Linked DNA regions of Homo sapiens: all the other regions are linked to region 3. Evidence: chromatin contacts called from ENCODE Hi-C or POLR2A ChIA-PET data. All regions are on one chromosome and are shown on one strand. Each heading gives the region's core, a stretch centred on a gene start or an enhancer-like site at or near the end of the contact. The rest is flanking DNA. Distances are from core to core; before and after follow the strand shown. Region 1 overlaps RBMS3 (RNA binding motif single stranded interacting protein 3). Region 2 overlaps RBMS3 (RNA binding motif single stranded interacting protein 3). Region 3 has its middle 220 kb from the start of RBMS3-AS3.

Evidence for each region. Hi-C counts contacts between places; a loop is a spot of excess contacts on that map. ChIA-PET counts read pairs that join two places held with the same protein, here RNA polymerase II (POLR2A). Pooled maps may share reads with other maps.
Region 1: a map of chondrocyte shows a loop between it and region 3 (3-fold over the local background). The contact joins two enhancer-like sites. A Hi-C loop is called at or near these places in 1 of 168 maps with a recorded cell type or tissue (chondrocyte) and 4 of 50 pooled maps. POLR2A ChIA-PET finds 5 or more read pairs at or near these places in 1 of 52 experiments (MCF 10A).
Region 2: a map of PC-3 shows a loop between it and region 3 (5-fold over the local background). The contact joins two enhancer-like sites. A Hi-C loop is called at or near these places in 1 of 168 maps with a recorded cell type or tissue (PC-3). POLR2A ChIA-PET finds 5 or more read pairs at or near these places in 1 of 52 experiments (WTC11).

The regions. Positions count from the first base shown.
Region 1 is chr3:29,334,133-29,337,156 of GRCh38, reverse strand. All of the region lies in intron 1 of RBMS3 (RNA binding motif single stranded interacting protein 3), which reads right to left. Among named protein-coding and RNA genes, the nearest start is that of RBMS3, 55 kb to the right of the region's middle. Within about 2 kb of position 1,561, at least 28 of the 41 ENCODE cell types and tissues checked have a DNase peak (open chromatin) inside an H3K27ac peak, as active enhancers do.
Region 2 is chr3:29,484,824-29,487,567 of GRCh38, reverse strand. The region is part of intron 2 of RBMS3 (RNA binding motif single stranded interacting protein 3); the gene reads right to left. Among named protein-coding and RNA genes, the nearest start is that of RBMS3-AS2, 160 kb to the left of the region's middle. Within about 2 kb of position 1,297, at least 2 of the 41 ENCODE cell types and tissues checked have a DNase peak (open chromatin) inside an H3K27ac peak, as active enhancers do.
Region 3 is chr3:29,064,235-29,066,934 of GRCh38, reverse strand. No RefSeq gene overlaps it. Among named protein-coding and RNA genes, the nearest start is that of RBMS3-AS3, 220 kb to the left of the region's middle. Within about 2 kb of position 1,399, at least 7 of the 41 ENCODE cell types and tissues checked have a DNase peak (open chromatin) inside an H3K27ac peak, as active enhancers do.

The DNA of each region.
Region 1 (3,024 bases), core at 312-2,811, 270 kb before region 3:
AAATGAGCACCAACTTTAAAGTGAAATCATCTTTAAAAAATAACAAAAGGGATAAGCTGTGGGGGTTAAGAATAATTAACCATATTATATGTATATAAATACTCTAGAGTTAATTTTAGAATTTTAAGCATGTTACAATGAAATTATAATTAGAGCATTTTAAAAAACCGTTTCAGATTTGCTAAAACTGTATACTTTAAAAGACCAAAGAGTATTAGAAGTCTAGGAAATAGGAGAAGGTACATGGAATTTGACTTAATTTTATTTGTAATTGTTTAAATATGAATTTGACCCCCAAAAATCAACATATTGTCTTTTTTGTCTTTCCAAAAGGAAAACATGATGGCAAAGCAGGCAGTGTCAGGCCTGGGTTGGAATGTTTAACCAATTTACCTTTGACAATTTGCTCAACTTTGCAAGCTTCAGTTTTTTCATTATAGAATGACTAATAATATCTTTTTAGGATTAAATGACAAGATATATCTCTGTATAAGAATATTCACATATGTATATTTCATTTCATGATGCCTAAGACATGGTAGCTGATTAATAAATTATAGGAAGTGATACTGTTCTTACAGGGGCCCAGCTTTCCTATAAAGTAATCCTTTCGTTCCGCAATAAAGTCATTGCCATCAGTATCTTTGGGGTTGAGGCCACAAACACCGTCTCACAGGTTGATTATGGTTTTTTTTTTCATCTAAAATTACGTAAGCAAAATCAATATTGGCATGTGTCAGTAGATCTTGATTGAGCATTTTACTTTGAATACTTGTAATTGAGTTTGATGGAAAAGCTGACTCATGTTAAGAATTGTGCCTTGCAAAAAAACACAACTGCCATGGTATAGTTTGGATCAGAAAGCATCCTTGAGCAAAATATGTTGTACATGCACACAAAAGTACATCCACTCCTAAGCCTATGAAAATTAACAGAAAGCCTGTTTCAAACTGTGCTTACCACCCAAAACATGAAGAAAATGTCAAAATATTTTTTCTTACTTGTTTGAGAACTATTTTTAGATAGTTTTTGAATAGAGAACACATATTTGTTAAAGATGCCGAATTCATTCCAGATGGAGGCTTTGCTACGAAGTTATGGGATGCAAAAGATCTGGTTTTCCTTTGTTAAGAAAAACCGGAAAGGCTGATCAGTTGAAAAATTAAGGTACGCCAGGCCCAGTCCTAAGAATTGCCATGAATATTTTATAATCATTTGAATACATTTAGAACAGAGTACCCCTCAAAAACAAAACAGAATAAAAAACAAAATGAAAAAGAGGGAGGGAGGCAGGAAGTGAGGAATTAAGAGGAAGGGAGGAAAAAGGAAGGAGGGAAGAGAGAAAAAGATATCTTCACAAATTTCACAAATGTATCTTTTAGTCTCTTTCTATTCAGGCTGACCCCTGTTCCTGTCTTCCCCGCTGAGTTCTGAGCTGGGTGGCTGTGAGCCTTTGGAATGCTCACACTTCAGACGTGACAGACGCCGTACACTGGGCAGTCCCAGAGTTACGAGTTTCTCCCACATACCAAATACATTAAGTAGCAGTAGAGTGCTTAGAAGAGCTTTGGCACCAGGCCACTCTGTAACAGGAACTTGCTTGGCAAAGAGCTGCTTTAAGCACATTTGCTGTGTATGTATTTGTAGCAATTTCTTTCCCTTTTAGACCCTTGAAATTGACATGGCAGGGGAGTTCTTTGAGCATATCTGCCACGGACCAAAATAAATGCTTAACCTTCTAGAATGTGCCACGTGGACTATATGCATAATTTCTGCTAATTTATTATCTCACTGCTTGCACCAACAGGCATTATATGGGCACATACCAGGCAATTCTCTTCTGTGATGAAGTGAGACTTAAAATATTGTATCAGTACGCATTATCATTGGAGATTGAATCAAAACCAGGAAGGAGTAAATAATGTTTGCTCTATCATAAAACTGGCAAAATCCAATAGGATAGTCTTTTGTAGGAAGAACAAAAACATCTACAACACTGACAGTGCAGTCTAATTGTAGCAGTTAACCATTAAAAAAAAAATGTCAAACATAACTGAGAAGCAGGCTTCATTTTCCAGTATGTTAACAGCAAAAAAGGCAGACCTATAGTCAGGAGGAAAATGCCTGCTATTAAAACATAACTGATGAATGTTACAAAAAGAGTATTTGTCATCAAACAATGCTTCCATTGTAAAACAATTCCAACCTATGCATGAAAGATTCCAAACGCTAGTACAGCATTCAATTTGATACTGGAGTTTTATCATATTATTTCATGCGAAGAAGAATTATACACTCAATCTGTCTGACAGCTTTGCATATAAAGAACAGTTTCTGCATGACAAATGTGGTGAGCTTATTAAGTTACCAATACACTGCCAAGCCATATTGTCTCAGCAACAGCAGACCCAAAATATTTTCAAATGATTCTTTAAAGCGCAATGCAGGAAAGCCTGAACAACGACATGTCCTGACTTTAATAAAATTCACAACTGCAGGAGCATTTATTTACCTTATATCTAATTAGAATAAATCATCCATAAGCCTCATTTAGTCCATATTTAGTGTGTCAGACTTTTATCTTTTGAGATAGTTGAAAATATTAGTTTTTGATTTATCATCTGCTGCCTCACAGCTGCAAAAAAAAATTAAACTATTAAGCTTAATATAAAAACAGAACACTGTTTCTTAAAAATATAGAGACACGAGAGTATTTACAAACATACTTTTAGGATGGGAAAAATTAGCTACTAAATAATGCAAAATATTAAGAAAACACTTGATCAAAATTAGGAATAGCAAGTAATTTAAGCAAACTAACCTCTTCATTTTTTTCATATTTGTAAAGACATCTTAACTCTCAATCTTGGAATGAACTTACAGGACTAAGTTATATGTGTATTGCAAACGGAACTGTGAAAAGCTTAAATAGTAATGATGTATAATAAAAGCAAAAGGCTAATGCAACAACTATGACTTTACTGTTATTGTTCACAGGCACCATTTTTAAGAAACATTTGCTAG
Region 2 (2,744 bases), core at 48-2,547, 420 kb before region 3:
GCCCTCGGCATTCTCTGAGAATGATGAGAAGTGGAAGGGGGTAAAGATTCTGTCCCCAAAGCTTCAAACATTACTACTTAGACTGTCAAAAAATTCCACTGAGAAAATTGACATGTAAAGTTATTTGCTAAAAGATAATTACATTTACAGTTTACATCGTTAGTTTTAAATGTTAGGGATTTCATTATGTTCTCACTCTACCTAGTTGTACAGATACTCACCTGTTCGAAGCTTTTTTGTTTGTTTCATATTATCAAAATGACTATTACCTCATGCCTATTACCACACGAGATTATTCCCTTTAAAAACTCCCAATCCTCCCTTTCCCATCTCCCCCAAAACACTCTTTTTGGAGCTCTATTTCACCCCAAGAGTCTCTCTGTTGGGAAAATAACCAGTAAAATAAAATCATATTTGAACAGTCTCTTTACTAGACAATGATTCATCGTACCTACAATCATACCCATTAACTAGCTGTAATGTTAGCTAGGTTTGAGCTATTAAGGTAAATAAATATTTGCAAAATTATATGTATCTTAGAGTAGAAAATAAGGGATAAGAGAAGAAAATGTCACTGCATCTTTTTTTTCCACACCAAGCACCATTAATACAATATGTGAGAAGTAAAAATCAGAAAAAGAAAGAAAAATTAGATCAGGTATAACTATCTTACACCAGGCACATAAACCCTTAAGACAAAAATCCTTCTTAATTGGTTTATAAAGGTGTTCCTGAAATTTTTATATAAGAACCTTCTAAACTGAAATTTAGCTCTGTCTTAAATATGAAATTAAACATTACTGTGTTTCATAGTGGATTTCATCTCACAACTGGACTGTTAACAATAGTCAATGGCATGCATATTGTCCTACTGTATCAATATTACAAGAATGTCCTCTACTGCATTAAATGTAGTATATGTAATCACTTTTACAGCAAAAAATGTTAAATGTTTTCTTATGGAAAGCATTTGTGAGTATTTTGACAAGTAACTTTTTTATAAACAAAGAAAAAGAATTTTATTTCTCAGAAATTATTACAATATTACTATCAATGGAAAATCACACACAGAGTCCAAAAAAGCAAACCATACTATTTCTTGATTTCCTTATTTCTAAACACTCTCTAGGCCAGACTTTCCGACAGCACAGAATCACAAAACAATGGAACACAACTCAGAGTACTTGACGCAACATCTACTATGACTGGAGTAACAGGAATTTCATTCCATGGCTCCGTTACAACATTCTGCATTAACAATTAATTTGCAAAGCTAGGATATGCTTTAAACAACAAGAGAAGGTACTTAATGGGCCACTGGTTACAGTTCATGTCTGAACTCTCAGGATGACAAACAGGTACTTTCTGCATGACTGGCTCTGTATTCTCTGTGATCTGCAAAGTCAACAACTGATGTAGATAAATAAGGTTTAGATTTTTTTTAAAGACGTAACCACCATAAACACGAGACCCACGAATGTAATATACCTATGAAATTATGCTTTTATCAAAGTATACTAGTAGATTAGAATGAAAACTACTCTGCAGATTAAAAGTACATGATTTTATACACTCCGAAGGAAAATAAAAATTTCTGAAGTAAAAAAGTATGCCTTCAGGTATATAACCTCATTTACTTACTCTTTCCCTTCTTAGGGTTTAGATCAAGACCTTATGTCTTCATAAAGTTCTTTCTTCAACTATGCCACCCACCATTGGAAGCAGAAATCTAATATTAGAGAAAATTATGTGACCAAATTGCTGAATAATGCCTGGAAATAGACACCTGAGCACAAGTCCCATGTGCCTCCTGACTCCAGAAGCTTTCAGACAAATCCAATTCACTTATCTATCCTTTCATTTCTTACAGCTAGAGGAGATAAAATACTATCCACAGTCTACTTCCTTGGGGGTTTGAACTTTTCAAGGGAAATAAATAAATGAAGTAAATATATTTTACACTATAGTTCTTTCTATGTGGGCCTTCTCTAGCCAAAGTAGGAACTCCCTAATACAGCATTGCAAAGATGCTTTTTGGCAACCCCATACCTACATATTCACCAACTATCCTGAGTGCTCATGTATTCTACAAATATAGCCAGGTCTCTAATGACATTTTCTTTATATTCAAATACAGCCAGGTCTCTAATGATATTTCTTATATTCTATTTTCTTTATATTCTAAAGAGTATGCTTTAAAAGAGTAGCTAGTCTACAGTAACTATTTGCTTATTACATTTTTGAGTTTTCATAATTTTATAAATGTATATATTGTCTATCAACTTTTTAAAACACTTTCACCCTAGCTTGTCAATACAATTTTCATATTTAATTTTTTAAGAGAAATAGCCAGTTCTTTTCTGGCATTTATTCTTAAACAGCATCTGAGTCAAACTATATTTGTTGATACACTTGATTATTCCACATACAAGCCTAATTTAAACTAATGGCATCTTTTATTTTCAAAGCTGAAGAGAAAATAGAGTTATTATGGGTCTACTCTTCATGAATTATGAAGACATCAAATTGGTGGGATCCTTCAATAAAGAATTTATTTTTAAACCCTTTTGCTGAATCACCCACTGTGTATATTAATTCAAAAAATACAGGCAGAGACTGAAAATAGAGTCTCCGCAGTCAATTAACTCTCAGCTAACTCATTTTTCACATGCCTTCTATATTGATACCAGACTAGAAAAAGGTATCACATTTATTTAATGGATGAAACATTAGCCTTTTAGCAA
Region 3 (2,700 bases), core at 150-2,649:
ACATAACTGATATAAACACTGTGTTGAATATTATGGGGTAACAACAACATAAACAGCCTGAATAGTATTAGCAAAACTTTGGAGATGAAATGAGCAATCTGTATGCTGAAGATCATAAATATTTCCCTTAGCCATAATTATGAAGCATTTTACTAATTCCTAATGGGAAAGAATTAATAGTTAAGGTAAAAAACAGCTTGTATATGATGTATAGTTCATTGCATAGAAAACACTCTTAGAGACAGAGTAAACTACACATAGTTCTTACTCCCTAGCCTAGGCCTGGTCTTCTTAGGTATTCTTTTGTGGTCTTAAAAAACAATTGCTATAGAGATACTAAATACATTGTATAGATAATCCTGGACAGTGGACTCTAGATTGACAGTTGTCATCAGAGTTCTGGTACCCAGTTTGAGGAGACAGAGCAAAAACAACTTAGAAAGTTGCCTTAGCATAGTTTATTCCTATTTAAGCTCTCTACACCTTATAATCTTTATTTTTAAATTGGTATGTACATACACACATACATACATACATATATAACATCTATGTATGTATACTAGGGTTTCCCAACCTTCGTATTATTGACATTTCAGGCCAGTAATCCTTTGCTATGGGAGCTATTCTATTGATTGTAGGATATTTAAAAGCTCCCCCAGGACTCTAACCACTGGATACCAGTATCATGGCCCCAGTTGTGACAACCAATATCCACTGAGATATTGCCAAGTGTCCTATGGAAGATTGCTACCATTTGAAAATTACTGTTATATATAATATATATTATATATGTTAATATACTATGAATTTTAATAATTTTATTGATTTCTTGGAAAAACATGCATAAATCCATTAAGATTAGAAAGCAGACACTTTTTTTAAGAAAGCAGAATGGATCAAGATATTTAGTCTCACTTTTTCAATATTTTATATTTTATACAAGTATTTTAAAGGTACATACATCACATCCTGATGTGATGTACATACAACACACAATATTAGGCAAAGGTCTCTGTCAAGCAAATTTCCAAATATCACTAAAAAATAAATGCTAGATATAAAATGTTTATTCAATGTAGATGGGAAGGGAAAAATAATGTCAAGACATGTGGGTTGCATATCTACATTCTAATATATGGAAAGACTAGTCAGAAGACATTTTTAAACTTTCCTCCCAGGACTAGAGGCACTGCACCTTTAAATGGAGCTAGCTGCAGTAACCTGCAGAACTCTCATGGAATGTGGAGTGTTCCGGGATTCTGTCTAGTCAGGCCTCTGGCAGGGCTGTGGCAGCTTTGTTTGTGGGCAGGCAGCCTCCTCACATTTCTGTTACTTTATCCTTAAGGAAGTTGCCATGGAGACTGGCATGGAGATGGCAGTTGGCCAGGCAAAGAGTTTTAAGTTGAAAAAAACAACACATTCACACACACTCAAGCTCTTACTCACACATACTCCCAAAATAAACACATCCTTGTGTGTACATAATCAACTTTAAAAAAATACACTTAGCGTCATTGCCTATTTGGGTAAATGGTTAAACCTTTGTTTCTTTTCTAACTTGACCCAAAAAACACCATCAGAAAAAGAGCAGTTAATGAAGTAGGAAAATAGCACCTATTAAAAGTAATCCATCACAGCTCATGAACACCCAGCTAGTAGGCATCTGATTGCAAAATCTGTTTTCTTGGCAAAGGAGTCATGAGAAGGAAAACTAAAGTGATACAGTAAATGAAGAATTTCTTCATTTGGTGAAAACAAATGTGATTTGGTCAACTTAAATATTATCAAAAGTGGTCCAACATTTTATTTTATTTTCATAAACAAAATGTAAAAATAACACAGAGCTTTGAAGATTTGTTTTTTAATTTTGGGAGGGCAGCAGAATTGAAATCTTCTTTAGCATTCTGAAAAGCCTCAGATTTTATCCAATCTTTGTATATGGAGTACTTTCCACAGCAGCCTTCAAACTCAAGGTATTTGGTCAAAAACAATGATAAAATTCTGAAGTACATCTAGGTTGGTTAGAGAGAAATTCATGAAAGTCATAAATCCTTGAGAATTATCCCAAAACAGCATCAGAGATTTGAATGCTACTAGTGCATAAATTGCTTAGTGTTTACTTAGAAAACAAATCTCCATATGCAGTATGCACTTCATAAAACTAAAGCTTTCAATGTACTTTTATTTCAGCATGGACAATATGCAAGAAAGTATTGCTGTAATTCAGATTATTAGATTATGAACTGTACAAACAAGCATCAAACAGTAAAAGAAAATGGAAGGAAACGTTTTCAAAATGAAATGTTTCTTTCTGTTATGAAAGTAGTGTTGACAATCCAAAGATTTGTGTTTCCATATGTAACCAACTGAATAACACAACACTGACTATTGTGAATTTTATGTTTTTTTCCCCTCTCTCTTCAAAGGACAAACTGCCTTGGAGGTATTGTTGAGTGGGCTTCTGTGTGATAAGCCAACCCAAAACAGTTCACTTAAGGATTAAGTTGAAGCTTTGTTTTCAAGGTTTAGGGAACACTGCACAGCCTCACTTTATAATTACCACATGTATGACAAACCCTAGTGTTTTATAGTCCTTCTGATGACCAGCTGTGCATGGATTTTACATGGTCCTTTTGTCAGTATATAAATACAACCTGCTGAGGTTATGAGGAAACCACACAGTTATTAGTGTTGGTATGC